Linked DNA regions of Mus musculus: region 1 is linked to region 2. A link is a loop called in an ENCODE intact Hi-C map of the cell type or tissue named here. Cell type or tissue: gastrocnemius. All regions are shown on one strand. Each heading gives the region's core, and the rest is flanking DNA. Links, peaks and the distances in the headings are about the cores only.

Region 1 (15,860 bases), core at 2,628-10,627, 340 kb before region 2:
GAGTAAGAGAGCGAGGAGGACGCAAGCAGCTCCTTTTTTAGTGGGATGGGCTACCGTGCTAGTGCCAGGTAACTGTGGGGGTGGAGTCCAGACCAGGAGCTTGAGGCATTGCCTACTTGACTGATGGGCACACACCTCTCTGCAAGGGGCTGTGGGGGTGGCTGTAGCTGTGACGGGAGCCAGGGGCCCAGGAGGCATAGCCGAACTCTCCACCAAGTCACCACCCACCAGGTCTGGGGTTCTAGGCCTGTGCTTGACTGGAGACCAGGCTATCTGTGCACTCTGTGCACAGTTCACTGCCCCACATACTGCTACTTTTTCAAAAGATTTATTTATTATCTATACAGTGGTCTGCCGGCATGTTTGTTTGCAGGCCTGAAGAGGCATCAGATCTCATTATAGGTGGTTGTGGTTGCTGGGAATTGAACTCAGGATCTCTGAGCCATCTCTCCAGCCCTTAAATTCTTTGTTGTTGGTGGTGGTTTTTGTTTTTTCAAGATAGGATTTCTCTGTATAGTCCTGGCTGTCTTAGAACTAGGGCTGGCCTTGAACTCAGAAGTCCAAACTGCCTCCCAAGTGCTGGGATTAAAGGCGTGTGCCACCACACCCAGCTACACCACATGCTTCTTTCTTTTTCTTTTCTTTTTTTTTTTAAAGATTTATTTCTATGACTACACTGTAGCTGTCTTCAGACACACCAGAAGAGGGCAAAGGATCCCATTACAGATGGTTGTGAGCCACCATGTGGTTGCTGGGAATTGAACTCAGGACCTCTGGAAGAGCAGTCAGTGCTCTTAACCGCTGAGCCATCTCTCCAGCCCCACCACATGCTTCTATATGCTATTGTGTGCACACTCAACACACCCTATATCCAGAAGCTATGAATTGATGCCTGTAATCCCAAGACTCAGAAGATGAGAAGTAGAATCATGGTTTCCAGGCCACCTTGAGTTCTGTCATCAGTCTGTCTCTGCTTACAGCCAAAAGTGGCTGCTGTTCCGCACACAGACTCTGGGTCTCAAGTTAAGACCCAGTCTTGTTAGGCTGGGGAAGTGGCTTAGTGAAGTTGCTCTCAAGCATGGGGAGCCGAGTCCGGATCCCAGCACTCACATAAGAACAATGGCAGGGGTGGGTGGCAGCATGGGCTTGCTACCCAGCACTGCGGAGACCCTGCCAGGAGGATCCCTTGGGCTTGCTAGCTTGGCCAGCCAGTCTAGCCAGCCAGGTCCAGATTCAGTGAGACCATTTCTAAACAAACAAGGAAGAGAGCAATTGAGGAAGAAACTGGAGGTCACCTGTGTGTGTGTGTGTCCAGTCAGAAGATCCAGACTGGCAGCTGGACTTTACTATCCTGTGTATCAAGTAGTGCTTCTTGGGAAGTGTCGCTGTGCTTCGTCGGCTATAAAATGTGGATAATAGGACCTCTCAACCATAGGGGATCATGCTGTAGGCCCAGTGCATATTAAACTCTCAACTATATTTTTGATAAGAGGGATATTGAAACCAAGGAGGATAATGAATTCTATAGGTGAGCAAAGCTTCCTGTGATGGGGTGACAGGCTTTAATTGTAAATTCCCCCTTTACTTTTGTTTGAGATAAGATCTCACTGTGTTGCCAACACAGTGTCATCCTGCCTTAGCCTCCTAAGTGGTGAGCTTACAGGTGTGTGGCACTGTACTGCTTTTCCTTAGTCGATACAGTCGTGTACCTGTTTCTCCGATTCCACAAAGCCTGTTTCCTTGCCTTGTCTTCATTTAGGTAATAAATCTGCGCACCATCAGACCAATGGACATCGAAGCCATAGAAGCCAGTGTGATGAAGACAAATCATCTCGTGACTGTGGAAGGAGGCTGGCCACAATTTGGAGTAGGAGCTGAGATTTGTGCCAGAATTATGGAAGGTATTTCAAAGAACCTGGTTTTAGAACACAATCAAGCTGTACTTGAATGCCGACTTGTAAGAGATCAAAAGCTAGGGGTGACCAAGTGAATTTTCAACTTGTCAGTCTAGGGTTTTGTCTTTTGGGTAAATGTTTTTAAAAGTCAAGCCAAAAGTAGAGTCCTGTAACTACGATTCATTCTCTTCTTGAGTCCCGAGTCTGCCTCTCAGGTGAGCCATCTCTCTTCCTTAGGCCCTGCATTCAACTTCCTTGATGCCCCTGCCGTGCGTGTCACTGGTGCTGATGTCCCTATGCCTTACGCAAAGGTCCTAGAAGACAACTCCGTACCTCAGGTCAAAGACATCATATTTGCAGTAAAGAAGACTCTGAACATCTGATTCGGACTTTGAATGTAAAGTCATTGAAATCTATTTAAAATCCTTGTTGGGACTTCACCTGATGTGTACTGCGAGACTGCTAGTCATAAAGTTAATGCTGAAGTGACAGCAGGTGTCTGAACTGTAAGAAGTTTCAATGTGCTTATGAGTGGAATGTTGTCCACTCCCTACCCTAGATACTCTGCTTTGTCTGTTACTGTTTAAGTTAAATTTGCCCTCTTTCACTGGAAGGGGCAAGATAAGAATGCCCCCACAGAAGGTAACTTATATGTCTAAGAAGTATATTATCTACATTTGCTGTTTAATTGTTTTGATAAGGAATAAAGGGGATTCCCACCAATGAAGTCTTGGAGTACTATTAAGAAATTAGTGTCAAGCTGGGTGGTGGAGGCCCATGCCTTTAGTGCCAGCACTCTGGAGTGAGCCTCAGGAGGCAGAGGCAGGTAGATCTCTGAGTTCAAAGCCAGCATGGAGTACATTGTGAGTTCCAGGATAGCAAGGGCTACCCAGAGAAATCCTGCCTTGAAAAACTACATACATACGTATAGACGTATATTAGTGTCAAATAACTGATATGCTGTATATAAAAACTGTAGATTCTTAGAGTAGTTTTTTAGAGGATTTCAGTGTGTCTTTGGCTGGCCCAGAACTCAGGATCTCACAGATCTACCTGCCTCTGCCTCCAGAGAACTGGCATTAAAGGTGTGTGACACCACACCTGGCCCAAATTGAAGCTTTTTATTTCCAGAGCAATGCTCGTAATAGCCAAGCGCTCTACTACAGAACTCTATTGCTTTTATTCCTATGTCTGAAACTTTGCCCCAAACTGCAGAACTAAAACCAGAAGCACATCAGAGACTGGTCAGTAGTTCACACTGCACACAGCCTCACACCCTTTCTTTCCTTAAGGAAGGGGTCTCATGTAGCCCAAATTAGCCCCAGACTAATTATGTAGTAGAGGCTGATGGCCCTCCTACCTGCATCTCCTAAGTGCTCCAGACTCAAACTACCATGCTGAGTTGATACTGCGCTGGTGACAGGTCCAGGGCTTTCTGAGTGCTAGGCAAGCTGAGTTATACCTTTACCTCAGTCTATGGGCTCCTCACACCTAGTGAAGTTCCTTTTAAAATTAAAGATTTATGTCAGGGTCTCTACAGGAGTATACTTTGTTAACACTACACTTTGTTCTCTTCTGAAATACCTAGCAAAGCTACAACATACTTTCGTGACATGATTTATTTTAATAAAAAATACAGCTGAACATATATCACAGATTACATGAATCTATACACAATAACATTCTTTCTGCATAGTAACCAACACTGATGTGTGTATTTGAATTTTAAAATGGATTTTTTATAATCCTTTAAAGTGCAATTTATTTAAAAGGTTTAAGCAAATCATAGGATAAAAGATTTCTGATAACAGTAATATCAAAAGATGCTTAAGTTGGATAAATCAAATCAGAAGTGATTACTATAGATGCCAGATTCACTTGTAATGTTGGCCCTCCCTCTACTCCAAGCTGGATTTAATGGCTGAGGACTAAGACAACCCTTTATCTGTGGTTAATGTCCTGTCTGGCGCATTGTGGCTGTACAGATCCCGAGGTGCTGTTCTGAGCACAGTGAACAGAGTTCAGTCCACACTGAGCTCTGAGGAGCTCCCCCGTCTCCTCCCCCGCATCCTCTGTGTAGGGAGAGTGATGAGCCGCTGTTTCTCCCTCAGCAGTGTAACTGACAGGTTACAACGTTAGCATCTGAGGTGAGCTGCCTAAGAACTAACCAAAAGATGCTGCAGAGGAATGAGCTATGAGAACACTTCTATAATAGAGTGGGAAGGACGGAGTGACAAAGGCCAATTGCTGCTGTGACAGAATACTGCCATTGCTTTTGATTTTCTGACATTTTTCTTTCGCTGGTGAAAATAATACCCAAACAGTGCTGCCCCTAAAGGAAGCCCAATAGCATCACAAGGAGCAAAATATTAAGGCAGCAGTGCTGGCCCCACTGTATTCTATTTGGAGCGCACTTCCCTCTTCAAGCCTCCTAACTGGAGTGTGGCTGGCTCTGCAGGGAGTCACCCGGGGAAGGCCTTGAGGGAAGCTGTGGAAGAGCTCACCTAGGAAGAGGGGTGGGACGGGGCAGAGGGCTGAGCCTGCTCAGCGTTACCAAGAAGCATCAGCCGATCTTGGGAGCGCTGTGATCACAGGTTTGGGCTTTCCGCAAAGTTCCCTTTTGGAAATTCTGGATGGAACTGAGCAAGGCCCCACGGTTCACACCATTCACAGGCTGGGGCAGGAACGGAGCAGGCATCTCCGTGGCTGAGGTTGGCGAGGGACCTGCTGGTGGAGGTGGAGGAGGAGGTGGCGGAGGAGGTGGAGGTAATGCTGAAGACAGTCCTGTAGAGGAAAGAGGAGTCAGGGTTACAGCGTCCCAGCTGCCTGGGTGCTGCTACTCAGGCCAGGGCAGAATGAATTCTCTGGGGACGAAATGTTCTCAGGGTTCTTCAAACACTGATTAAAAAATAAATACATAAATAAAAATAATAACTGGAAGCAACAAAGGTGGTGGCAAAGGGTGGGGGATTTAATGGTTATTTCCTTTAAATGAGTCATGTGAGAATTGAATCAAGTATGTGAAACCACACAGGGACATCTCTCCCTAGAGTAGCTCTGACTCCATTTCCAGCTGTATGGCTTAGGTTGCGGTTGGCTCTGCCTACTGAGCTCACAGGTGGAACATATGCATGCAGAATTAGGCCAAGGGGACAAACAATCCCTGTTTCCTCACATACTATTTGAAGGAAGTGATGGGCTCAAAGCCCCAGGCATCCTCATACCCTGCCTACCCAGCTTTGGTCTTACAGGCACGTGCTACTGCTCAGGTCCTCACGCTCGCACGGCGAGCATTTCATAGAGAAGCAGTTTCTCAGCGCCACACAACTGCATCTTCACTTGAAAAGCAGGTACTTGCATAAGTGAGAAAGAGATTTGAGGTTGACTATAAGGAGGTAAGCCATGATATGGGAAGTAGCAGAGACTGAGTAGCATCTGTTGACCTGTCACAGAATAGTAAGCCACTCAGAATCCTCCCCCACCGCCAACAAGACAGGGTTTCTCTGTGTAGCCCTGGCTGTCCTGGAACTCACTCTGTAGACCAGGCTGGCCTCGAACTCAGAAATCCACCTGCCTCTGCCTTCCAAATGCTGGGATTAAAAGCGTACGCCACCACCACCCGGCGCCACTCAGCATTCTTAACAGGGAGCCAGAGTGTTAACTCAATTCCCTCAGAGTCTGTTGTGAATAATTCCCTGTGGGGCTGCATTAAAAAATATAAAGTGCTAATACCCACCAGGAAGAATGTAGAGAAAAGGGCTCTTCCTGGCAATCCCATTTTCGGGGGGAAGTAGTCTTTCAGGCACTATTCCTTTTTACCATAGCCTAACTTAACAGAATGAGTCACATCAAGTGTGTGCCCATCTTGTGGAACATCAGGGATCCTGGACAAAGGGAAACTGGGTATCTCAGACATCCTCAGCTTCCAGGAACATGTCTCCTTGCAACATAGTAAAATTTTAAATGTTGTCAAGGGTTAGGAGCCTGCACCTTTATTTGCTGAGACCTCTAGCAATCCCCTTTATTTAGCAATTTGCCTTTCTTTGTTGTTTTTGTTTTAAACTTAGTAAACGGTCCACTCCAAAGTAGTGTCCAGAACCACCATCACTGCTGTACTGAGTCTAATGTACGGCAGTTATGAACACTATTGTTCTCTCCTCTCTCCCTCCCTGGCCATCCCAGGAGATAGTCTGCTGGGTGGTTCCCACACTGCTATGAGCTGCAGGAATAACAGGCAAGACACTCTGTCCACTAAATGTGGATGAAGAATGAATGGTTCAAGGCCACTCAAGTAAGTGCCTCCTTTTCAGTAAGTGTGACAAGCAATGGCTAAAATCTTTTGATTCACAAAAACCACTTACCTTCCTTTACCTAAGGCAGCTGAAATTAAAGAATTACAAATACACAGTCTCATGCTCTGTAGTCATGGAATTCTCAAATAATGATAATAAAGCAACACAAATAAAGATTAAGTACAGACAAATGAACAAAATGTAATTTACTCAACAGTGAATGATGCTCAGCTTTTAGTGGAAGACATTCCTAGCTCAGAGTTATGGAGGAAGTTAACCTAAGAAACCCAGGTAGAACGAGGGCAGAGACATTCTACTTAAGGCATTTGGGTAAAGCCAGTACAATGCTGGGGTGGAGCAGGTTTCTCTTGAAGCTCTTGGAACTGAGTTTCTTGACTGACAGACACCCCTGCCAGAGGAGGGCACTCTTACCCATGTGGAGATGGGTGGCTAACACACCAGGCACTATCCTAGTGGCCAGAAAAGGGGTAGCAGAATGTCCAGGGTCAGTGCAGACCAGGAGCTATAGGCTTCCCCTCCTAGCTTTGGGGTCAGACCCCTGGCTGAAGAACCACTGCAGGCTTAAGGCTCAAGAAGACAGGAGTGGACTGCAGCGGTACTGGGGCCTATTGCATGCCTGAAACTGACCATCCTGAGACTGGTTACTCTCCAGTCCAGGTTTCCGGAAGGCTAGAGACAGGCTCAGGGTCTTGAATTCATGGGTGAGAGTGGTAGTCTCAGCATACCACAGCTGGACTCTGGCCTCACAACCTTACAGGCACTACAAGAGTTTGGGAGTTAGGGGTGCCTTCAGTAAATGGATCTTCATTTGTTCTAGGTGAAGGCTGAAACTGTCACTTAACAAACCCCTCGTGTATTAATATCGATATTGATATCAATATACCATCTGAAGTACTATGCCTGTATAATGAATGAAAGAATGAACATCCTGATATTTGCTCACAAAGAGCTGGGCTAGCCTGTGCCTGAATAACAAACTGAAGAGGGGACTGTGTGAGAAGTGGAGCTGTTTAATCCAGTGGGAGGAGAGTAAATACCCTGATTCCTGCTCATAGGAAGCTGGACCAACCCAAAGGGCCTGATATCCCATGAAGCCCATTTTTCCTTGTTAGACCTGTCAGAATTACAGCAGGCCTTGGTGCATACACTAAGACAAGGGTAGAACCAGATACTGGAAGCTGAGGGGAGGCCCTAAGAAATAGAAGGGCAGAATTGGAAGAGATGGGAACCCACCCATCTCTGAGCATAAGCCCCATCTAGTCATTGTCTTTGGCCATTTTAAGTCTGTTAGCTTCTTTTAAAGGTTAGTGAGTATAGGGTAGAGCCATTAGCAGCAATGTCAGGAAAAGAAAAGGGGAAGGGACAGAACAAGCTGACAATATGCCCTGTGAAAGACCTGAAACAAGTGCCTGATGCATGTACTCTCTGTACCTACACTCTACTCATCCCAGGGCACAGACAAGAGAGAAGAGCAAACCAACTCCGTGCTGGATTACTGGTATATGACATCACAACTAGGATGAGGCACGTTCCTAGAAATACACCTACAATGACAACCAGGTTGGTCCTGAGGTCCCTAGTTCATGTTCTCTTAGACAAAAATCCCAAACTAGCTGATCTGATTTTCCCAGAAGCCCCTCCACCAGAAACATTAAGAATGTGACAATCAGCCAAGGGCCAGAAAGAGGATGCACTCTAGTACACAAAGAGAAATTATGCAGTTTAGATCTTTGAAGGGTTGCTGTGCCCGACACATTTGTAACACGTTTGTGCAAAGGACATTGAGTTACCTAGTCCTAATCCAAGTCTAGTAGTTTCTCCAGAAACTACGCAGCTAGACCTAGTAGGTCAGCTGACTAGTAGACCATACCAGACCCAGAAGAAACAGCAGTCACATAAGAACACAGCAAGTCTTCAGTTTTTGGGCCACCTTTGCCTCGACCTTAGCAGATGAGACAGAAGACCTACATCTTACTCAATAATTCCCAAGCATGAGTCAGAATTATTTTTTACCATCATTTACAGAAGCTTGGAAGTTATGCCAACACTCAGCTGCCTGATACCACATGCTCTTCACCAGTGACTTTGAGAGTAACAGTTTCCAAAATTGCTCTCTGATGCCATTGATGCAATTAGAGCTCATACTTCCAAACTAAAACAGGAGTGAAAGATGAAGATTTTAGAAGATCATGAAGGAAATGAAATGAATACAGATGAAGTGACTCGGGGGACTTTTAAAGATGCTGTGTTTCACTGAAATGCCCCAACGAGGGAGTGTGGCCTCTGTTCACCAGGGACACAAATGCATTGTCCAATCTCACACACACAAACACAGTATCTTTAAAGCTGGATACGGCAGCATAGTTTACTTTACCGAAAATTCACGTTCAAAGTGGTGCATGCTCTACTGTAGACAGCAGAGAGTAAAAGGAGAGAAAGACAGAGAGAGACAGAGAGATTATCATTACTATTATTACTATTATTATTTACAGTTTAATGTCATTTAACCAAATAGTAACAGTAAAATGTTAGTCTGAAATGCTTGTTAAATATTTTCACTTCAAAACTGGGGTACATTTGACCACAAAATACCTTGGCTTACAAGCACGAACAGCGAATGAACAAGTCACTTTCTTCACGCCTTTCTAGGCCAGTTAAATGCTTTTTTTTTTTTTTAACTTACAAGCATGACATGCACTTCTGAAGAGCAAAGAGGTTTTCTCTGAGTGCAGCAGAACAGAAGCCAGTGACCTGTTCTGTATCTTGTCACCAAGGATGGTTTATCAAGAGGCTAAGAAAAGGAGCTCACTACTTTACCAAAAAGCCTTGCCATGAATAAGAACGAAAAGGGCAAAGGGTTTTGTGTGTGTGTGTGTGTGTGTGTGTGTGTTGGGGGGGGTGGTACAAGTGCCAGAGCACACTGTAGAGGTCAGTGAACAACTTGCAGAAGACAGTTGTTCTCTCCTACCATGTGGGTTCCAGGGATACAACTCTGGTTGTCTGGTGTCAGGCTTGGCAGCAAGCACTTTTACCGACACTGAGCAACCCCAGTGGCCCAAGGATCCTTTCGAAGGCCAGCTGCTTAGAAAGCTCTCTAGAGAAGACAACATCTGCAAGCCTTTCACTCCATACACCTAGGTGTGAGAGTCTAGAGAAGATGACAAATAACGATGGTTTGAAGAGATTTTTCTTGGAAGAGAAAAGGGAAACCTGCAGAGGGTCTGAGCTGTGCTTTGACTCCTGGCTCTCATGCTTTTCATTTGTCTGGAACGTTTCTCTCTGAGAAGTACTCGTTACACATGCTGACTGCCATTCAACAAGCTTCATCCCTTTATCATGCCTTCACCATTTTGAACTTATTTCCTCTGTTAATTAGAATTTTATCAGAAAACATTAATTAAAGTAAAAAATAAAATAAAAGCCAGCTTCCGAGACCAGAGCTGACTTGTTCAAGGTCACAGTTGGCAGCTGGCAGAGCTGAGAATGGACCTGAGTGTCCTGCCCTGCCTGAAGAGTCAGCTTCAGCAGAGCAGCATTTAACTGAAACAGGCCACAGAGATTCCCCAGAAAGCAAGCACTCAATGAGTGGGGAAAACGAACAGAGGCAGAAGCAAGTTCAAACCCTGGCTGTTGCAGCTGCATCACCTGTGACTTTGGCCAAGTTCTCAATCTACTAGAGGCTCAGTTTTTCTCTAAAATGGAATCCACTCTCGTTGGACAGGAAGAAAGTTGAGGATTAAATGAGACAGGAGGAGCTGAAGAGATGGCTCAGTGGTTAAGAGGTCCTGAGTTCAATTCCCAGCAACTACATGGTGGCTCCCAATCATCCAATGCCCTCTTTCGGTGTGTCTAAAGACAGCTACTGTGTACTCATATACATAAAATAAATCTTTTAAAAAGTAGATGGCTATTTCTTTTAAAAAATGAGAATACATATCACTTAGATGTGATTATCAAAATCAAGTTTCAGGTTTATTTAGCAGCTTTAACTCTCTTTTGCAAATCTACTTTTTCTAAAAAGAGCCAATGCAATAGAGTTTGAGGCCAACCTAGGCTACATGAGATTCCATCTTAATCCCCACAAGTCTTGTCGAGCTGGTTCAGAGGTTATGAATGCTTACTACTCTTCCAGAGTATCTGAGTTCCACCTCTGGCACTTTAATGAGGAGGCTACTACCTGCCTGTAACTCCATGGGTTCAACAACTTCTACTGACCTCCCCAGAATTCTCACAAGACACAAATGCACACACACACAAAAGGGAATAAAGGCAGAGTAGCCCTGTTGCCTGCTCCTCCAAATTCCGAGACAGTGAATATTTATATGTGTGCAAACTGGGACATTTGAAAACACTCAGCTCTATGAATATAGAGAATGAATGTTCCTTGTAACACATGGCATAAGGTGTACTGAGATAAAGGAATTTTAAAGCTGGCTGACTTTATAAGTCATGGAACAATAGAAAAGTATTGGAAATTTTCTCACTAAAAACTAAAGAAGCATCAAAAAAATGAAAAGAACAAAAAAACAGGGCCTTACTGCAGAGTATGAGAGAATGCCACTCTACCAATGCATTTGCCACCAGACTCGGGGAACCAGCGTTAGCCCCAACAATTCAGCATTGATCTCAAACCGTCCCAAAGGAGGCAGTCGCAGAGAGGGTCTCAGCTGCTAGACCAGGCTCACACTAGTAAGATCTCTTCAGTTAGATATGTCTGCCACCTCTGCCAAATCCTAAATGCAGCTAAACAAGACCCGATCTGGTTACCATGGTCACCTAAAACTGAAGCCATCAGAAGCCCCATGGCTCAACTCAACTGGCCAACACCGGGCTGCTGCTGTCCCTCCTACAGGGCCTGACCTAGCTGCCTTACAAGGCTTGAAAATCATGCCCCTCACCTCTCCCAGGAGAAGCCCTGAACAAGGAGCGTGCTTCTTCCTCCCACAGTTAGGTCTGCTAGTGACTCTGCTACCTGAGTGATGGGATTAAAGAAGAAAATATTAGCAGGCCTTAGAGAAATTTTGTCTGCTTGAACTGTGCCTGACAATTTAGAACTTCTGAGGCATGGGACATCAGTTGGAGCCTGTCTGCCTCTGTCTGTAACCCAGGCTACAGAGTTACTGGTAAACTCCAGACCACCTGTAAGCATACCTTGAATCCATGTTAGGTCAGCAGACCTCCTGTGTTTACCTGGCTTAGCACCCACAACGCTAAGTCACCAGGCGAATGCTCTGAGATTCATTACAAGTAACAGCCAGTAGAGGTCAGAGTGTGGTCTTTGGGGTGAATAATTCTGTAATTTTGTCAGCAAAGTCATTAAAGGAACAAAGGAGTTGCTACTTTGGCTCAGAAGCCTCTCCTGACAGCCACTGCGCCTGAGCTTCAAAATGTGTTCCCCTCAGTTCACAGTACTGCTCCCTGCCACCCCACTGTCCTCAGATGGAACCTTTCCCATACTGACTGGGTGCTACAAAAACTTGCAGTTTCTTCTCACATTCTCAGAGTTACCTCAGTCTCTGTAACGTTGCTATTATCTGCTATCACTCCCATTCAGAGAAAGCAACCTGGAAGTTCCCCTACAAGGGTCCCTAGACTATGAATGAAGCAAGGCATCTAAAGGTGAGAATGGGAGAGAACTACCACTCATACAGTGAGGTGCTTTGAACGCTAAGCAGGCATCTCCCTGGTAACCAAGGATATACGTCTCAGAATCTTCTCCACTTCCTCAGCACATACAAATGATAGGGAATTACACCATGTTATATGGAAAATGGCTCAAAATTGGAAAACAGTAGATTTCCAGAAATGTCTAGTTAGCTCAGACAGTTATCTCCAGATGAGAGTTCTGTCTATTTGGAAGCTCCTTGTAAAATCTGGTGAGAAAGTCAGAACAAGAGAATCATCCCCATGACCTGGCATTTTGCGACATAAAACTGGCCCCTTCCCTAGAACATTGTACAGTAAGTCTTCTTAGCAAGCAAGGACAGAGTCAATCAGAGCTAGCCCTCTTGAATTCACCCCTTCCCCCAGGAAGCTTAGTTAGAGTCATTTAAAGGCAGCCACTTTAAAATTCTCAGAGGTTCTTGGGTAATACCATAAGCATTAAAGTGTATGGTACTGTCAGCTCAGCGCAGCCCTGCCAAAGATCTCCCTTTCATACAGCTGGAAGAACTCTTCCGAGGACAGCAACAAACTGAATGGGAGAATCAGCATCTTAGACACCGAGGAGGAGGAGCAGAAACGCTGCCCCCTCGTTTTTATTAGTTTGCAAATGGTCGAAAAAGGATCTTAGTTCAAAAAGGAGAGACATGAGACAGTATTCCAGAACTGGTGTTTTTGTAGGTACTCCCAAAGACAACTCTTTTTTTTTTTTTTTTTTGGTTTTTCGAGACAGGGTTTCTCTGTATAGTCTTGGCTGTCCTGGAACTCACTTTGTAGACCAGGCTGGCCTCGAACTCAGAAATCCGCCTGTCTCTGCCTCCCAAGTGCTGGGATTAAAGGCATGCGCCACCACGCCCAGCTGCAAAGACAACTCTTTGTCAGCTTTTTTTTTTCTTCCCCCAAAAAATCCTCACAGTATCTGATTCAGTTCACAAGGTGGAACAAAAGTTAATGCCTATCCAGATAATTATGTGCTTTAGAGGATGGGACAGAGAACAAATGGCTATCAGGACATTTATTGGTAGGGATATTTTACTCTGAGCTAGATATCTCATCAGCTCTAACATGACAAACCTACAGCAGGAAGACTGGAAGACTAAACTGTGGTAGGACAAAGGCCAGGACAAACATTTTATTTTTCTGCCCTAAGACAAGCTCTGACCCAATGAGCCTTGCAAGAGGCTTTTCAGCAAACAGAAAGCTTATGCTAGAGAGGACCAGTGGTCCTCAAAGCAGCCTTCCCCCAAGTGCTGAGCTTGGGAATCAAGCCTCTAGATGACACGTCTTAATTTGCAGATGTCCCTCTGGAGAAGACAGGTGGGGTCTAACCCCTAAAATGCTTGAGCCAAGGCAAGTCCACCTCCCCCGTTGATGGAGAGAGAGGTTACAAATTACTAACCTGCTGTGGAGGGTGGAGTTGGAGATGATGGGGATGTGAGAGGTGAGCTGGCCCCAGATCCTGCTAAGAGAAACAGAGAAATCCTCATGGAGCCCCAAGGCAGACATTTAAACTTGGCATGAGTATAAAGTCAGCACTGTAGAAAAATCTGTAATCAGCCCATCGTGTGGAGCTTGCGGAATCATGTGATGAAGGACAGAAATTAAAAATTAGACTAGTGGTGACAGGTTTTTCACTCTAGTGCAGGGTGTACTTCCTTCGTGAGGCCACTAAGATTTATTGACCAATGAGAACAGGGTAGCATCCACACTGGTTGCAGCCTCTCTCCTGAACCAATCCCATCCTTGGGTAATGACCAATGACCACGGTCACAGCAGCCTGTGCAAGCGTCTCCCAAGAGCACCTTGAAGCATTTATGCACACACCCTTTCTCCTTTCCTCCCTCCCTCTATCCATTCGTTGGTTCCCTGTATCCTTCTCAATGATTTTTCTGTTTATCCATTCGTTCGTTCCCTGTAGCCTCCTCAACGATTATTCTGTCTCAGCCTCTCAAGTACTGGGACCACTGGCACACATTGCCACATCTGACTCTTTGACACAGTCTTTCTATGTAGCTCTGGCTGTCCTGGAACTCAGAAATCCGCCTGCCTCTGGCTGTGCGCTACTACGCCCACTGAGGTTTTACTCATTGAACCACTGAGTCAGCACCTCCTTAGGACAAGCAGACACTCAGAGCTCAGTTAAAGAGGCTCAGGCCCAAGTCTGGGGATTCCCTCGACCTTTTCTTAATGAGACTCAGCAAACACCCTCATTTAGGGTTAAAAACCATAAGCAAAACCTAAAATCCCCACAGCTTGAAAAAATCCCTAGAAAATATGCCCCAGCCCAAGGAATTAGCCCTGCAGCAGAAGCCTCTTATGTGGGACCAGGAAGGGCAGCCTAAGGAGAGGACAGCCTGGCCCTGAACTGCACCAGGGGAGTTGCTGTTGTCGTGCTGTTGTCATGCAGCACTGAGCAGCCACCACCAGCTCTGAGGGTAGGGCTCTACCATCACTCCACTAATGACTCAGAGGATTCGTCTGTCCCTGTGGACACACTGGTGATGAGTCCTAACTAAACCACAGCTGTCAAAATACTTCCTCAGCTCTGTGCAACAGGAGGGCTGATCCAGTACTGACAGATCTTCTAGACAGAAAACTGAACTTGTGATTCTAGACCGGTTGGTAACTGCATTTCTACCAATAACCAGTACTTGTCTTTCCTAAACTCCTGAGATATCTTGGGTAGGATTTTTGGGTTTTTTTGGTTTTTTTCCAGACAGGTTTCATGTGTCTTAGATTAGCTTACACTTGCTATGTGGATAAAGACAACCCTGACATCCTGATCCTCCTGTTTGCATAAGTGCTCTCTGCAAGCACATGCCACCATACCCACTTCACTGTATTAGAGGAATGGAAGCAAGGCCTTGTGCATGTTGGGTGAGCATTCTATCAACTAAGCTACATCCCTACCTCACTCCTGGATTCCTTTGGTGACCTGTTCTGCTGCATGTGGAGGACAGCAGGCATAATCTTGGGAAGAGAAAGAGTAGAGTAGGCCTTCTCTGCTTCACCAAGAACCAGCCGCTTAACCAGAGTCACTAGTGTATGGATGTGCTGGCTGGAGACTGCATCTCCCCACCATTGACACCGACTAGCCCCTGTTCACCCTATAAACTAGGAAGCAAATGCATTTCCAAATGTGAAATTATATGCCAGTCACAGCAGCTTCCATTCCCCAAGCATGTGTTGGTCCTCACTGGGACCTCCTTTCCCCCCCAACACTGTGCCTGACTCAAAACCTAGGATTCTGTGATCGTGTCACCATCCTCATCCTATTCCTAGAGCTTTAGCACTCGCATTCCAATCTTCAGTATTACCTACACCTCTTGCATTCTCGGCTTCAGAGAGTCTAGCCTTCAAGGTACAGCTCAATTTGCTAGTGTACCTCTCAGTATGTCCTCTAGTGTGGGCAAACATCTGAATTGACCAAGGAAAGTGAGGTATGACCTATGATTGATTCATCCAATCATCCATCCATCCATCCATCCATCCATCCATCCCACCCAGTCTCACTACAGTGTCCAGGCTTGTCTTCAGTTCCTGTGCTTAGAATCTGCCTCAGGAGCAGGGTGTGGTGGCGCAAGCCTATAATCCCGGCACTTGGGAGGCAGAGGCAGGCGGATTTCTGAGTTCGAGGCCAGCCTGGTCTACAGAGTGAGTTCCAGGACAGCCAGGGCTACACAGAGAAACCCTGTCTCAAAAAAAAAAAAAAAAAAAAAAAAAAAAAAAAAAAGACTCTGCCTCAGGCGTGAGTAGCTAGGACTACAAGCATACACTGCTGTGTCCAGCCCTCCCACGTTTAGACTTCTACTTCTTCACATGTCCGTCCGTCCTTCTCCGGTGTTTTAGAGATGAATGGGCTTCCTCCGCTCCTGACGTGGACAATGGGCTGTCAATGCTCCCTGGGGCCCTTCTCCATCACCCACTTCTTTGCATCTATTTAGCTTCTCCCTTTCTGATGGCTCCTTCATCTCTTTAAAGTATAATCAGC
Region 2 (15,860 bases), core at 2,790-10,789:
CTATGTTCCTGCTTACGGTACAGAAGAATCTGGCCAAGGACGTTCTAGAGCATGGGGACCGGCAGGAGGAGGGTGAGTGGCAGCAGCGGTTCTGGGGTGACCTTTGCCACTGAATACAGGCAAAGCAAAAGTCTTATCCAATTACTTTATAACAGTCTGTAGAAGTGATATAACAATTATCATTTATCAAAGAAAAGCACTAAAGGCAAACGCTAGCAGGTAGTGTCTACAATTTCAGTGATTTGAAGGCCAAAGCCAGCCTGAGCTGTTGTCTCAATAACAATCTAACAAAACATACTGAAGATGTGGAGTCTTATATAGAGCTCGGGTTTTCCCAGCTCCAATTGTCACGCCAAGCAACACAACTAAAATAACCAGCACCCCCGTCTTTACCTCCAATACCCACCCTCACTTGCCATTTCGGCACCATAGCCTACAGAGAACCACCTGGTGTGTTAATCATCTTTCCCAGGAAATGCTCTCCCTAGGTCATGGACTCAGTGTCCCGTGTAAAGCATGAGTCCCACCGCAAGGCCTCTGAAGAAATGCCATTGCTCATTATATGATGAAGCCGAGTCTACTCTGCTCATTGGCACACTCAGTAACTAGTTACATGAATGATATAAGAGCTGATTTCTAGTAGAATATCATGCACGGCAACTGTAATCATTATTAAAGTAGGAATGGTACCCATTTAGGTTGAAATGGCTCATTCCATCAGGCTTAAGGCGGGGTTATAATTCAGATCCAGCTTCTTAGAATAAAAAAAGAGTAAAGTTAAACATAAGATAATAAAATAGACGAAGTAAGAGAGAAAAGCCAAGACACTAAGGGTATAACATGTTAGTAGAGAGGTTGTCTGGCATACAAAAGGCTCTGTATAGATTTCAAATTGGAAAGAAGAGGCGACATTATCTGCAATTCCAAGGCTAGCCTAGGCTACATGAGACTCTTTTTTTTTTTTTTAAAGATTTTTTATTTATTATTATATGTAAGTACACTGTATCTGTCTTCAGACACACCAGAAGAGGGAGTCAGATCTTGTTACGGATGGTTGTGAGCCACCATGTGGTTGCTGGGATTTGAACTCTGGACCTTCGGAAGAGCAGTCAGGTGCTCTTACCCACTGAGCCATCTCACCAGCCCGAGACTCTTAACAAACAAAAAAATTTAACAATGAACATATTAACATCTGTGTGTGTGTGTGTGTGTGTGTGAATGGCAGGGTCTCATGTAGCCCAGAGTAAGTTTAGATCTGCCATGTAGTTGAAGATGATCTCAAACTTTTGACCATCTTGCCTCTACTTTACCAAGTCCTGGAATTACAGGTGAGTGCCACCATGACAGGTTCACTCAGTTCTGGGGTTCAAATTCTGGGCTCTGCATATCCTAGGCAAGAATTCTTCCAATTGAGCTCTAGATCCAGGCTGGTCGGATTTCCACTCCCTGCCACTACTCTATAGGGACTACTTATTACTTTCCTTCATTTTACAGATAGAAAAGCCACGGTTTAGAAAAATTAAAGCAACACACTAGAGCTGTTATGGAGCAGAGTGAGAGCATTACAATCCAAGCAGTCTAGCTCTTGAGTCCATGCCTGGTCAACAGGCCTAGAACCTGCTGATTCTATGTATATAAAAAGTAAGATGTCTAGAATCCCTTGCCATGGTCAAAAAGCTTTGGGTTTGAACACCGTCAGCAGCCCACTTTGTGTTGCCTGCTCACAGGGCAGAACCTGGACCCGTGGGTCAGGGAGTGCCTAAAGACATACTTGGCTCCATATAAAAGTCCTTCTTCCCACAGACCCTCCAAGAATGAAGGCAGCCACTCACTGGCATGCTGGCTCCACCATTGTTAAAGCTTAGCAGAGGCCCAGCAGCCACCATCTGGAAGTGATTTGGCCCAGAGATTCCTGAACGGGGTGGGAGGTTGGAATGACAGGCGCCTGGAGCTCCTGTCCAGCTCAGAAACAAAGCTGGTGTGAATGGATCCTGGGGGCAGCCAGAGCACAGCAGGGTCACCCCCTTCCAAGAGTAGACATCCTCTAAGCAGCTCCACACTCTATTTTAGCAAGTAGGATCAACATTAGCCAGCTGAACTGGCCTCCGAGAGCGCGGCTTGCAGCTTCAGTCCAATGCGCACACCCTTCCAGCCCAACCCGAGATAATCTCATAGTAGCCTGTCTAGTTAACAAGCACTCACAGAGCACTCGCTATGTACCCTGCACTACTCCAGCCACTTCAAACAATAGTTTTGTTTTGTTTGTTGATTGTTTGAGTGCTTTGCTTGCATACATGTGTGTGTGCCTAGTGCCTATGGAGTTCAAAAGAGGCACACTATTCCCTGGGACTGGATTTACAGATAGTTGTGAGACATCGTATGTGTGCTGAGAATTGAACTCGGATCCTCTGCAAGAACAGCAAGAGTTCTTAGCTACTAAGCCAACTCTCCAGTCCCTGTTTCAGCCACTTTTAGGAATATTAACTTTTATTGCAAGCAAAAGATATGTAAAATTATCCTTGCAACAACTTTTCTAAGGTGTTATTTATTATTTCTCTTTCAGCAATTAGACAATAGAGGTGTAGAAAATTTTTAATAGTTACTTTGTGGCAAGAGAGAATTGACCGACCCCCTTTGCCCTTAATATACCTCACAGTAATGTGCTTCTGTCTTGTTGCAAATGGCCCTGAATTTGTCAATTCTAACAAATTGAGATTTTGCTACATAAGTACTCTCTGTGGCTCTTAGATTTCATGGTCCAAAAGAACACAGTGGCTTTTGCTTGCTCGTTCATAAGGAATCACAAATGGGAACTGCATCAGATTAGTGATGAGGAGACAAAAAGAAGGAGATGCTAGTGGCATGGTGACCCAGCCAGGGACCCAAAGGCTTAGGAACTCACACTAACAGTGCCTAGGTTGACCCTGTGCATCAGCGTCAGCTGCATCTTGTAAACGGGGAAGAAGAAAATCCTTTTTCAGAGGACCAAACCATAATAGATTACCCAAATTTCTAGCAGCCTCAATTGTCATTCTTGGGCCTGGAGACTTCTTTTCTTTCCAAAGTAAGCTGGGCTGCCCAAAAGTCAGAAAGATTTGTGGAGAAAACAAGTAAATAATACTGCCAACTCCTGACAAAAACCCTGTAACCAGGCAGGCTGAGCCTCTCTGCGAACTGCTCAAGACATAGGAAACTAAACAAAACTCTCAATGTTGGGATAGCGCCTAGGGTGGGACCAACTTCTGATAAACCACAAATGTGAGCAAACAAATAGCCATGGCTGTCTTTCAGAAGTTATTGGCAGATATGTCACTGGCCTCTGGCAGCTGCTGACCATCTCATGTCTCACAGCTGGGTTTACGGACATGATTCTAAAGGTTCTCACAGTGTAAACTGTTGGGCGTTAGCCACGGTGTACAGCGATGCTCTGAATTCATCCAATAAGCATCCCCCGTTATGGAGTAAACATGAGCCCCCGGAGAACAAGAATGCTCAATAAAACGCCACCAATGGAGACAGCAGCTATTCCTCAACAGTCAACCAACCGCAAGACAAAACACCTCCTGACAGTTACAACATTTAATTCCAGGAGATGTCATCACAGCTCAGAGGATTAATCTTGCCTCTCTCTCATCAAAGACCCCCATGATCCCTACCTACTGCGTCTGAGGCTAAGGTTCAGACTGTGGATATCCAGCTTCAACACCCTGGAACTGCAAAGTGTAAGTAAGCTCTACCAACCCTTCTATGCAGGGAAGAGGAAGGGAGGCTGTATTGGCTCTCTGACACTAGAAAGAAATCCACTCGAAGTTCAAATTCAATAGCTTGGCAATCATGCATTCTGGGCTCCGTGGGCTTCCTAGCCCTGTTGCCTCTAGAATTTGGTTCATTTCTGTTTCCTGTCTTTTTAAGTAGGAAACACTAATACTAACAACAGCATCATTAACAACAGCAACTGCTTTCTAAGTAACATGTGGCAGCCTAGGACAGAACTCAACCCCTGCCTGACCCTCTAGGGGACTGTTAGAGAAGATCATTATCAGAAGGACATTAATTGATATCAATTGATTGATTATCCTGGCTATTCAATGGGAACAGTCAACAGAACATACAGTGGGTGGCCCTAGTAAAAACTGTCATGGCAAGCACAAGACAACACACGCGAACCAAGGTCCAAGCCAGATGACATTTTTTTTGGGCTGGTCATTACCTATGACATCTATCCCTAGGCCTAGGCTCCATTTCTTCCTGCAGCAGTCTGGGCCCCTGGCAAGATGGATAGGTCTCCAGAGGCTGGAAAACCTGTTTGCTGAGAGATCTTTCTGGAAAGCAATAGGGAGGCTAGGGAGGAGTTGTATGTGGTCACACCCTCTAACCTAGGAATACTACTCTGGGGAATATGATCCAAGAAGTATTTTAAAGAGACAAATCAAACAGTACAACTTGTGAAGGACTACTGACACAGCTGGCCATGGGTAACAGATGAATGGAAGATAACTGTGAGATGTTAGGCAATGGGGGGCTCAGGCCTCAGCAGGTTCGAGTGGAAATCATGAGGACCAATTAGAAAACTGTGAGGGACCACCAGGCAAGGCCAGAATGAGACCCACAAGCTTGGAGGAGCATGGCTGGGAGCAGCAGCCCACGAGTAAACAGCTAGTCAATTAGGAAGTCCTTGATTTTCTGGGGCTGTGATTTCTTTTCTTTCTTTTCTCCTTCTCCTTCTCCTCCTCCTCTTCCTCTTCCTCCTCCTCCTCCTCCTCCTCCTCCTCTTCCTCCTCCTTCTCCTTCTTCTTCTTCTAAAAGCAGTTCTGTCAGGTTTAACTCCTGGTTTAATTTAATTTTCTTTGTTGAGTTAATGAAATACATATAGCATTTAAAACAATGGATGAAGGCAAGTCCAGCTCAGCCAGGCAGGCTTTGAAAATCACTCTTCATAGGAAAGTAGAGTTCCTGTAGAATTCTGAGGTCCTCCCTCCTCAATAAAAGAGATGCCCACCCCCCATGTGATGCACCCCTGGCAGCTTCCTCCACTGAGAACCCACCCCTGGGAGGGAGAGCTTGCTGGGAGGCAGGCTGGTAGCTAGCGGCCTGGCCCCAGGAAGTAGCAAGCGCATCTACCTGCCAGCACAGGTGTGGGGAAAGTCCAGGGCGAGGCCAGGAGGAGGCTCAGTCCAGAGGGAACCCCTTTCCACTAGAGAAAGTCCCAGAAGCCACACCCACCTTCCTTCCTTTCTGTCACTGGAGTCACTAGAATGGCCTTGCTTCCTCAGGAAGAAACCTCAGCCCTAAGAATCCCTTTCACGAAGTGCACACATCCTCTACATAATACTTTGCACACCCACTGTGTACGGAAAAAAAAAACTTTCATAAATAGATGCTATATGTGCACACACGAATGCCTACGGGGGCAAACAAGTGAGCCCGGGCATAATACACACCTCCCTTGTCCATCACAAAACACATTCTCAAGAGCCCTGTTTTCTCTTTAGAAGCCTAAAGTACTCGAGGTCTTAATTCTCTCACCCAAGGCGGGAGGAAAAAAGCAGGACTCAAACTCTCTCAGGAAGACCCAGGAAAAGGGGGTGGGGACTGCTTTACTTCTAAGTTGGACCACATTGGAGGTGGCCCTGGGAACGTCAATTAGCCCGGTAAACGTCCCCTCTTCTGTAAAATGGGCCTAAGAACATCTCAGGCCACCGGACGTCAATAACTCAGAGAGCCACACAGCCAGCGCCAGTCAAGCCCTTTTCTACACACATTAATTATTATCAACCACTAAATTATCTCAACCTGAAGGAACCGGCCAGCGCTGAGCCAGAGCTAGGAAGTGAGGACATTCCCCTGTGACGCCCCTTCCAACCTCAGAGCCCACACCCATTCCGGTCTAAGAAGGGGAGGGTCTCAGGTCCTCGTCTCCACCTAGGTGGTGAGATCCTAAGCAAGAGAGCGGTCGCGGTCGCGTCCTAGGTCTCCACGCCCAGACTCGAAGCCAACGCCCTTTCAGCCGGGCGGGTCACTCAGCTCTAGGCGCACCTGGCTAGCGTAAAGTAGGGATTTGGTACTTGAGTCCACGGCGTTGTCATTAGGGTCAGCAGACGATTTCCCCAGCAATCCCAGGAGTTCCCGCAAATTAAATTCCAGGTGTGACTGGAAGGTCTGAGTGCTTAACCCACCCCAACACTGCAGCGGCACCGCCAGGAGCACCGTGTCGAGCAATCACGCCAGGTCCCAGCCCACAGATGGCACCGCGGAAAGGCCTATGTTCCTAGGTCCTCATCCCAGGACCATCTCCCCCTCCCTCACACCCGGGAAGCGATGCGCAGTGGGGCGCGCTGCCGGATACCCCCCGATTACTGCAAATTTAGGGCCTGGCCACAACACTCACCAATGGACACGAGCTTAATGCTTTCGTGGTCTAGGAACTCCAGAGCCACAGACACATTCTCCAGCTTCATCTGTCTGAAGGTGGGCCGCTGATGGTACTTGTGGTGCATGCGCTTCTGGCTGAGCACCTCGAGCAGCGCGATGAGCCGTAGCCCGTCGCTCAGGTCGGTCTGCAGGTTCCCGATGCGTTTATTCACACACTTGAGGTGCTCGTTGCACCAGCGCGTGAACGTGTTCTGCTGAATCTTCTTCCACGGCGCGTCCTCCGCCAGGTCTTTCTCCGTCACCGGCATCCTGGAGGCAGAGAGTACGCGGAAACAACGAGCTGCAGGGACTGAGATGAAAAGCCCCAAGGGCCCGGGGAAGGGGAACTGAGGCAAGTGGGGAGAGGGTTAGAAAGCGCTGCTATACTAGCCGCAACAGGATCAGGACTGCCTTCGTCCGTCCCCGGGCGCGAAGTAGCCTGGCCTGGCGCCTGCGCGCTACGCCGCCCCGCCCCCGAGGCTCCGCCCCGTTTCTACCCTATAGAAGCGAACTCCTTAGCTGCGCTCGCCCTCTACGGTCCAAAGCCTGCATTACGCCGGAGGGTAGGGTGGGGTGGTGCTTCCTAAGTATCCCCAACCTGATGTACTGCCCAGCAAGGAGAAAGTAACTTGGGAAAGGCCTAGAATAAGGGCACACGAGGAGGCGGGGGACTAGCCTAGAAGGAATGGTTGCGTCAAGAGGGAATATGCCACCCATCTATAGGTTCAGTGAGAGGAAAGTGTTTTTCTCAGAGTCTGCACGTAAATTAGACACGTTGATTTCTAAATGAAAAGGAACTCAGAGCTGGGCGTGGTGGCGCATGCCTTTAATCCCAGCACTTGGGAGGCCGAGGCAGGCGGATTTCTGAGTTCGAGGCCAATCTGGTCTCCAGAGTGAGTTCCAGAACAGCCAGGGCTACACAGAGAAACCCTGTCTCGAAAAAACAAAAACAAAACAAAACAAAACAAAAAAGAAAGAAAGAAAAGGAACTCAGCCTTAAAGTCCAATACCACGTCCATCTGAGTAGCAGTAGTGAAAACGAACTGTTTTCTATGGCTATTAGAAGTTTTTTGCTGGTGTAACACAGATTTCCTGTCTTGCATGTCAGTAAGTTAGATGTCCCGTCTGGGGTTCATTGGCCCAAGGCATTTCTTGCTGGAGCTTCTGGGAAATAATCTGCTCCTTTGCCGTGCCAGATTCTAGACGCTAGGTGCATGTGTTGGCTTACGATGCCTTTCTTGTCTTCAAAGCCGGTAAAACAAGGCACAGATACCTTTTTCACCCTGTCATCTCCTCAGTTCTCCATAGTCAGGTCTTCCTAGAACTCTCTTGAAGACCCTGTTGACTGTATTAGGCAAATTGATTAGTCCAGAAGATCTTGTTATGTTTTATTTTTTTTAACTATGATGGCCAAGAAAGGGCCGGATAAATGGGTCATGGCACCTACTGACCGGTGTCCCTCTTCTCTTCCCTTTGCCTGAGAATTCAGTTCCTTTCTCTCCACATCCCAAGCCTGGTAGCCCTCAGCTCAGCTTGGCTGTCTCCCCCCTGGCCCCCCAGTGTCGAGGAGCAGATGGAGATCTAAGGTCTCGAAGAAACTGAAGATACGTGTCTGACATGAATGATATCTGTTCCATGCTGGTCTGCATACCCCAGCAAGAGGTCTAGAGTGATCTCAACTACAGCTGAGTACCTGGTGTAGAATTGCCATATGAGATGTAGACGACAGATGAGTGAGTGGGTGAATGGATGGATGTGTGCTTGCAGACTGAGGGGGGCAGCCTTCATCCTGCATGCAGAATCAACTGGGGTGTGGGACACCCATCGTGTGAGACCTACAGCCTGACATTTCAGGCCTGAAGAATCTACATCCTGTCCCTGCCCTGGGTGGGGTGTTTGCTCTACTCATTTCCACAAAGCAATTAACTGCAAACATATCAATCCAAGGAGATTGATACTAGAAAGCCCAACAGTCCTTCCTGCCTTATAAGGAAGCTCTTGTCACTGACCTCTGCTGGTTCAGGCTCCCAGTGTCTGCTCTCATTCCAGCTTTTATACTTTCCTTTGGTATGGAAGAAACAGTAATAATACTAGGAGAACACCTCACAGTTTATCTTAGTGACTTAGCTTTCTGAGTCCTTATACACCCAGGGAGCGAACCTGGATCCTTAACTTCATTTTCGTTTGCTTGCCATTTTCCTTGTCCATAACATCAGATCTAATTATCTCTCCAGATTGAACTCCTGAGAGTGGGTGTGGGGGGACCTTTGCCACACAGAACTTGGCTCACTTACCCCTTCCTCCTGGAGGGAAACGTCAGCTATCTACAGGGTGTCACTAGACCATGCAACCGTACAGTCGAGTACAGAACAATAGGGCAAAGCTTCTGGTCCTATATAAATACAGGTTGTATATGTGTATATAATTACCTGTCGGTGCATAAAATACCTCTGGGATGATTCATAAGCAAACAGTAACCAAATTCATAGCCAACATTACGTTGGCGAGACAGAGTCCTTATACACCCATTTTCTTTCTTTTCTCAAGATTTATTTATTGTATGTATATTTATTTATTTAATGTCTATGAGTACACTAGCTGTCTTCAGACACACCAGAAGAGGGCATCAGATCCCATTAGAGATGGTTGTGAGCCACCATGTGGCTGCTGGGAATTGAACTCAGGACCTCTGGAAGAGCAGTCAGTGCTCTTACCCGCAGAGCCATCCCGCCAGCCTGGGAGAGGTATTTTCTTTTCTGCAGTGTGCTCAGTCGTGTGCAGCTCCCCTCCCCCAAACAGGGTCTCATATAGTTCATGTGAGCCTCAAACTCCTCATGTAGCCAAGATGGCCTTTGAACTTTTGATCCTCCTGTTTCCACCTCCTATGTGCTAAGATTGCCAGCATGTATATCACAGTGGCCTTAGAATTTTTTAAAGTCAATTAAATTAATATTTGTAAAATTCAGATTTCAAGTTGGAGGTGAACTCAGTGACTGAGGTCCTGTGTAACAAGCACAGTGTTGCTTGTTGGTGGAAGAAGCTGGCAAGCATCCCCCTTACTCTGTGGTCAAAGTCAGCCTCACCTGTGAATGGGGAACAACGGGATGCCACAGACCTCCCCTCCACAGGATATGGTGACAGGGGCACTTCATCTTTGGGTTGTTCTTTAAAACACTTACTAGAGACCTCTGTCTGCCTTGAATTTCAAAGAGGGAGAGGATTGAGAGTTTGAGATCAGCATTGGCTAGCCTTAGCAAGACTCTGTCTCTAAAACAGTAACAATATTATCCTACACACACACACACACACACACACACACACACACACACACACACACAAACACGCACACGCACACACATTCACTCACACCTGGGGCTAGGTAGGTAGCTAAGTTGGTAAAGTACTTTCTGCATAAGAATAAAGATTGCTACAACCATAGAAAAAGGCAAGGTATGGTACCCCCAGGGCTTGGGAAGTGGAAGATAGATCCCTGAGGCTTGCTGGCTAGCCAGTCTAACTAACCTATTTGGTGAGTTCCAGCCAGTGAGAGACTCTAATCAAAAACAAGACTGTCTTAGTCAGGGTTTCTATTCCTGCACAAACATCATGACCAAGAAGCAAGTTGGGGAGGAAAGGGTTTATTCGGCTTACACTTCCATACTGCTGTTCATCACCAAAGGAAGTCAGGACTGGAACTCAAGCAGGTCAGAAAGCAGGAGCTGATGCAGAGGCCATGGAGGGATGTTCTTTACTGGCTTGCCTCACCTGACTTGCTCAGCCTGCTCTCTTATAGAACCCAAGACTACCAGCCCAGAGATGGTCTCACTCACAAGGGGCCTTTCCCCCTTGATCACTAATTGAGAAAATGCCTTACAGTTGGATCTCATGAAGGCATTTCCTCAACTGAAGCTCCTTTCTCTGTGATAACTCCAGCTGTGTCAAGTTGACACAAAACTAGCCAGTACAAAGACAAACAAACAAAACACAAAAAAGGTGATGGCTTCTTATAAACAAAACCCAAAGTTGATCTCTTGGTGATCTATGTGTACAACATGCAAGCTTGTACCCATGCTTAGGAAAAGGAGAACACATACAGACACACACACATAGAAACACAGACACAGACAGACACACAGACACACACACACACACACACACACACACACACATGTTTAAGTGAGGAGTAAATCAAAGAAATAGCTTGCTATGATTTGGGGTAAGTGTTATAGATGTTTGTTTGTGTGCCTGTGTGTGTGTCTGCATGCAGTGCCATAGTTGGTGTGTAGATGAGAGAGGACATCTTATGAGAGTCTGGTTTTTTTCTTTTTCTTTCTACTATGTGATTTCAGGGGGAATCAAACTCAAATTGTCAGGCTTTGTGGCAAGTGCTTTAAACTGCTGAACCACTCACAGGCTCTGTTTGTTTTCGCTTTGCGGTATGGGGTATGGTCTTGGGTATTTCAGGCTGACCCTGAACTAACTATATAGCTGAGCATGAAAATGAGCTCCTGCTCCTCCTTCCCACGTGCTAGCCTTGCAGTCGTAGATACCACCATACACCATATGGTGCTGGGGGTTGAACCTAGCCCTTCACATGGGCTACCTCCCCTGCAGTTCTCTTTCAGTTTGCTTTTTTAAACAGTCTATGTAGACTACAATGGCATTATCTTAAACTTCTGGTTCTCCTGCCTCTGTCTCTCAAGAGCTGGGATTATAGGCGCGTGCCACCATGCCACACCCAGATGAGCCCTCTTGAATAGAATTTTTGGCTTCCTTTCTCGTCACTGGTCTGTGGTTGTAGTGGCAGTGGGTGTCACTTGCAAGGGATCTCTCTTGGCCTCTACATCAGTCTTTGTGCTGCTATATAGCTGGTACATGGGGATTGATCAATTATTACTGCACGATTATTAACATTCCAGTTACTAAGGTACAGGCTTTGCTTGTGGATGAATATTTTATTTCATAACAATGTGGCCTCATTAGAGGAAACCAAGAAGTTAGAGTTAAGCAGACTCCTTTTTATAGTCCCTTGATAAGCCTGCAAGCTGCTCCCATGTCCCTTCGAGGGTGTTACTGAAAGATCCTGACAGAATGTAAAAGGACACAGAAGCCCTGAAATTGGCAAGATAGATGTCAGTGTTAGCAGAACTAGCTTCACTGATTTAGAAAAATAGAGGTGCACAATGCTCTGGCCACTCCTCGAACCTGTGTGTCTGCCAATGTTCTGACCAGGTGTGTGCCCATTGCTGCACCTTCATTAGACTCTTTCCTTGTACCCCTCCCATACCCATTTCATGAGAATAGACATTGTTTAGATCTGGAAATCCCCTACTCTCCCCCTTCTCCTTTCCCCCCTGAGGGCCTATAAAAACTGGAACCTCTTTCCCCTCGAGGTTGACTCCTCTACCCCTGCGTGGGATATGAGTCGTCCCCAGAGCTCTGGCTTTCCCCAATAAAGCCTCATGTGGTTTGCAACAAGCTCGGTCTATCGTGAGTTCTTGGGTGTCCGCTATTGTCCTGAGGCCTGAGCGAGGGGCTCCTTTCTGAGTCTTTCATTACCAACACATGTGGCTACCAGCAAAGTCTGCTCTTCCTGATTTCTTGTAGCCTCAGACTAAATCCTTCTAGACTGAGGCCTGTTAGATTTGCTGCAGAGCTCTTGCCTCTTCCTAACCCTCCCCCCAATATTGTTTTCTCTCCTTGCTTCCTGTTAAACTGGCAGGGCCAACTTGTTTTATTTCTCATATTGAAACAGTCCCACCCAGACCCAGACAAAGGCCAGGCCAACATCAGACCTGTGTCAGCAGAACTGCTGTGGACATGTCCCCAGCCTTCCCTGACTCATCAGACCCCAGGCTAACCTTTCTGGTGCTCTGAGTCCCTCTCTGAAGATGCCTGCAGGCTCCTTTCTTTGGGAGGGGGAAGGACGGCAGAGTCAGTAGGTCTTGAAATCAGAGCTTGGGAGCTGCATCTACTTCTGGTGAGCAAGCTGCAGCCCAGGTGCAGAGTTTGTGAATCTCATTCCGTTATCCTATCTATAAAGTAGGAGAAGGCCTATTTCCTAAGGAACATTCGAAAGCAAGGCCCGAGGATGTAGGCCACTACTTAGCAGAGTTTAAGCCCCAGGAAGACATTGAACTTCTTGGTCACACCATCCTGGTTTAGGAGTTGCTGGGGAGCCCAATCTGGGTCTTCTGGTGTCTGGGCTGGCACTCTGACTACAGAGTTGCATCCCCAACATGACCTCAAACTTCTGATTACCTCCCAACCCCCATCTCTGTACCTTGAGCAGATTATAGAAATGTACAGGCTATATAGTGGTGGCTATAGAAGCCATGGCTTCATGAATGCCAGACAATCACTCTACAGAATAAGATTCAGCCCCTCATATGATCTTTTAATTTTTTGTTTTGGTTTGCTTTCATTTTTGACAGGTTTCTCTGTGTGGTCCTGACTGCCTTGGAACTCCTTCTATAGACAACACTGGCCTCAAACTCTGCCTGCCTCCACCTCCCAAGTGCTGGGATCAAATGTGTGCACCCCCGTAGTCTGGCTTCGTTCTTTTAAATCTTAAGGAAAGGCATTTGTTATACAGAGGTCCAAAGCTGGTGACAGAGGAAGGGCGTCTATGCTTAGCAACCACACCTCCAGCCTGCTAATGTCTGACTAGCTAGTTAACAACACTGGTGGCCTTACTTTCTTCTCCACCATTCATGTCTTGTGTAACCCTCACCTCGAAATCTGTTTCTGGGACAGCCTGAACTACATCAAACAGGGGTAATCTTGTCTCTGGTGACATTGTAACCATGGAAGAGAGGAGATAGTCCTCCCAATTACTGGCCCAGAATGCTGCCAAACACACACAGCATGAAACAGTTCCCTCACGACAAGAGCGATCTTGTGGCAAGAATACTAAGGTTAAAAATTGGAGTGCTGGGGCTGGAGAGATGGCTCAGTGGTTAAGAGCATTGACTGCTCTTCCACAGGTCCCGAGTTCAAATCCCAGCAACCACATGATGGCTCACAACCATCCATAATGAGATCTGATGCCCTCTTCTGGGGTGTCTGAAGACAGCTACAGTGTACTTACATATAATAATAAATAAATAAATCTTTAAAAAAAAAATCGGAGTGCTGGTTATAAACCATGTAGGTGGAATGTCCCGGCAAAGCCTGGCTATGGAGAAGCACTACAAGCATGGGGTAGGTCCCAAGCGAGGAGGACAGCTTCTACCTTTGCCTCTTCTACCTTCTACTTAGTACAAGTAGTTTGGCGGCTAACTCTACCTCACAATGAGATCCAGAACAAGGACTAGCATGAAGACTGGCTTGGCCAATTAGAAAAACCCCTTCTTAAAAAGGCCATAATTTGAGGAGTTGGGGTGGGGTGGTGTCAGAGGAGGAGTTGGAGGTGGGGTCACCAGGAGGAGTTAGGGGGTGGGTAGCAGGGCAGTGATGTAACTCAAAACTCATATATGAAATTCTAAACAACAACAAAGCAAAAACAATAAACAAACAACCCAAATGCGCTGGCTAGTTTTATGTCTACTTGACACAAACTATAGTCATCTGAAAAGAGGGACCCTCAATGGAAAACATTCCTGTGTAAGATCCACCTGTGTAGTACATCTTCTTAGTTAGTGATTGATGAGGAAGGGTCCAGCCCATTGTGGTTGGTGCCAGGCCTGGGCTGCAGGTCCTGGGTTTGGGGGTTGTTGTTTTGAGACAGTCTCTCTACCTAGCTCTGACTGTCCTGGAACTTACTATGCAGACCAGACTAGCCTTAAACTCAGAGATCTACCTGCCTTTGCCTCCAGAGTGCTGGGACTTAAGAGATGTACAACAGCACCCTGCTAAGTCCTGGATTCTATAAGAAAGCAGGCTGAGGCATAAGGAGCACGCCAGTGAGGAGCCTCTCTATCAGTTCTTGCCTTTAGGTTCCTGTCCTGTTTTGAGTTCCTGGCCTGAGGTGCTGTGGGCAGTTAATGACTAGTGAGATAGAGAAAATTAATCTCCCCCATAGATGAGGCCCCTAATTGGCTATGCAATACCAAGTGATCTCCTTTAAAAAATATATATATATATACATACACATATACACACATATATGTATATATACCTATATATATGCGCAACACCGAGCAAGTTGTATTCATATGTTTGCTCATATGTACATATGTGTATATATTCACACATATATTCAGATCTATATACATACATATATATATATATATATATATATATATATATATATATAACTTTGATAATTAAGAAGAGAATAGGAATTTGAGGGGGAACGACATGGGGGAGGGAAGGGAGGGGTGATGTAAATACAGTTACACATATATGAAATTAGAAATTTATATTTAATTTTTATTTTAAAGATGAAGAAAAGAAAACCCCTTCTGCAATCCATGGTGGTTGGTTTGGGTTGGAATGTGATTCAAGCCAATCAGAATTTGTGTGTGCGTATGTGTGTTTTTTCAGAGAATTCTCAGCCAGACACTCTTTACACTAGGACCTGGGGCATCCAGCGGACAGCTTGGCTGCCATATAGGGAACAGGGCAGAGTCCTGACAACAGTACTCAGAGGGATGAGTAAGGACCTTCCCTTTTTTGGAATTGTTTCTCAGTCTTGACTAATAGGGCCTGGTCTCTCCCACAGGACTAGGAATTTCCTGGTCTTTTATCTCATCTTTAAGCACCACACCCTCTTCCCCTTCAGATCCTGGGTAGGAGCTGACAGACAGATTGTAACTGCCCAGCTATGACCTCATGTTGCTCACGGATACCTGGCAGGCAGAGGACACGTTGGTCCCCTCACTCGTCTCTCAATTGCAGAACTGCAGCTGGGAGGGAGCCATCCCAAGTTGGAGGAATGCTTGGGGTGGGACAGTTGCTTTTCTCTGGAAGGCTCTAGAGCAATTTACAGAATTCCAGAATTCCAGCCCACCCTGCCCGGAGGTCAGTCCGGTTTAGATATTCAAGGGAGCGGCCTGTGCATTTTAATTTGGATCAAAGTCTTGAATCTACAGGGTGAATCTGAGCCATTTGCTTTCTCAAAGCCTCAGTTTCTTCTAGAAACTATTGTCTCTATTGTCTAGTTATCTCTAGATCCCCAAGGGAGATTGTCACCCAAGTCATTAAATGAAACTGCAGGGATGAAGAACTTGGCAAGCAGCCAACATTTAGGAAATAGTAAGACTAGTCTGAAAATGTGTTGTTTTTAATTTTAAAAATTACATCATGTGCGCGAGTGTGTGTGTGTGTGTGTGTGTGTGTGTGTGTGTGTGTGTGTGTGGAGTGTGTGCGTACAACTCTCTAGAGTCAGTTCTCTTCTTCTACCCTGTGGGTCCCGGGGTCTAACTCACATCACCAGTCTTGGCACCAAGCGCTTCTACCTACTGAGCTCTTACAGGCCCCTGAAAATATTTTTCTGTTAGAGACGT

The links. Hi-C counts contacts between places; a loop is a spot of excess contacts. Peaks named below come from ENCODE experiments on the same cell type or tissue, not always from the same donor. Only the 100,000 strongest peaks of a DNase experiment are listed, where the experiment ranks them.
Region 1: a loop joins it to region 2, with 3 times the contacts of the local background. A loop is called at or near these places in 4 of 42 quality-filtered maps.

The regions. Positions count from the first base shown.
Region 1 is chr14:8,152,754-8,168,613 of GRCm38, reverse strand. It overlaps Pxk (PX domain containing serine/threonine kinase), which reads right to left. Exons shown (of 18, transcript NM_145458.4): 17 at 13,269-13,331; 18 at 3,497-4,679. The coding sequence ends at 4,459. It overlaps Pdhb (pyruvate dehydrogenase (lipoamide) beta), which reads left to right. Exons shown (of 10, transcript NM_024221.3): 9 at 1,760-1,901; 10 at 2,133-2,623. The coding sequence ends at 2,278. Among named protein-coding and RNA genes, the nearest start is that of Pdhb, 12 kb to the left of the region's middle. In gastrocnemius, for the core only: a CTCF peak has its summit at 6,622 (motif pointing right); no DNase peak of the experiment used is centred there.
Region 2 is chr14:7,808,972-7,824,831 of GRCm38, reverse strand. It overlaps Flnb (filamin, beta), which reads right to left and starts at 6,875. Exons shown (of 46, transcript NM_134080.1): 1 at 6,389-6,875. The coding sequence starts at 6,680. In gastrocnemius, for the core only: a CTCF peak has its summit at 6,947; DNase peaks (open chromatin) are centred at 5,098, 5,945, 6,285 and 6,896; H3K4me3 peaks cover 3,832 bases; H3K27ac peaks cover 3,967 bases.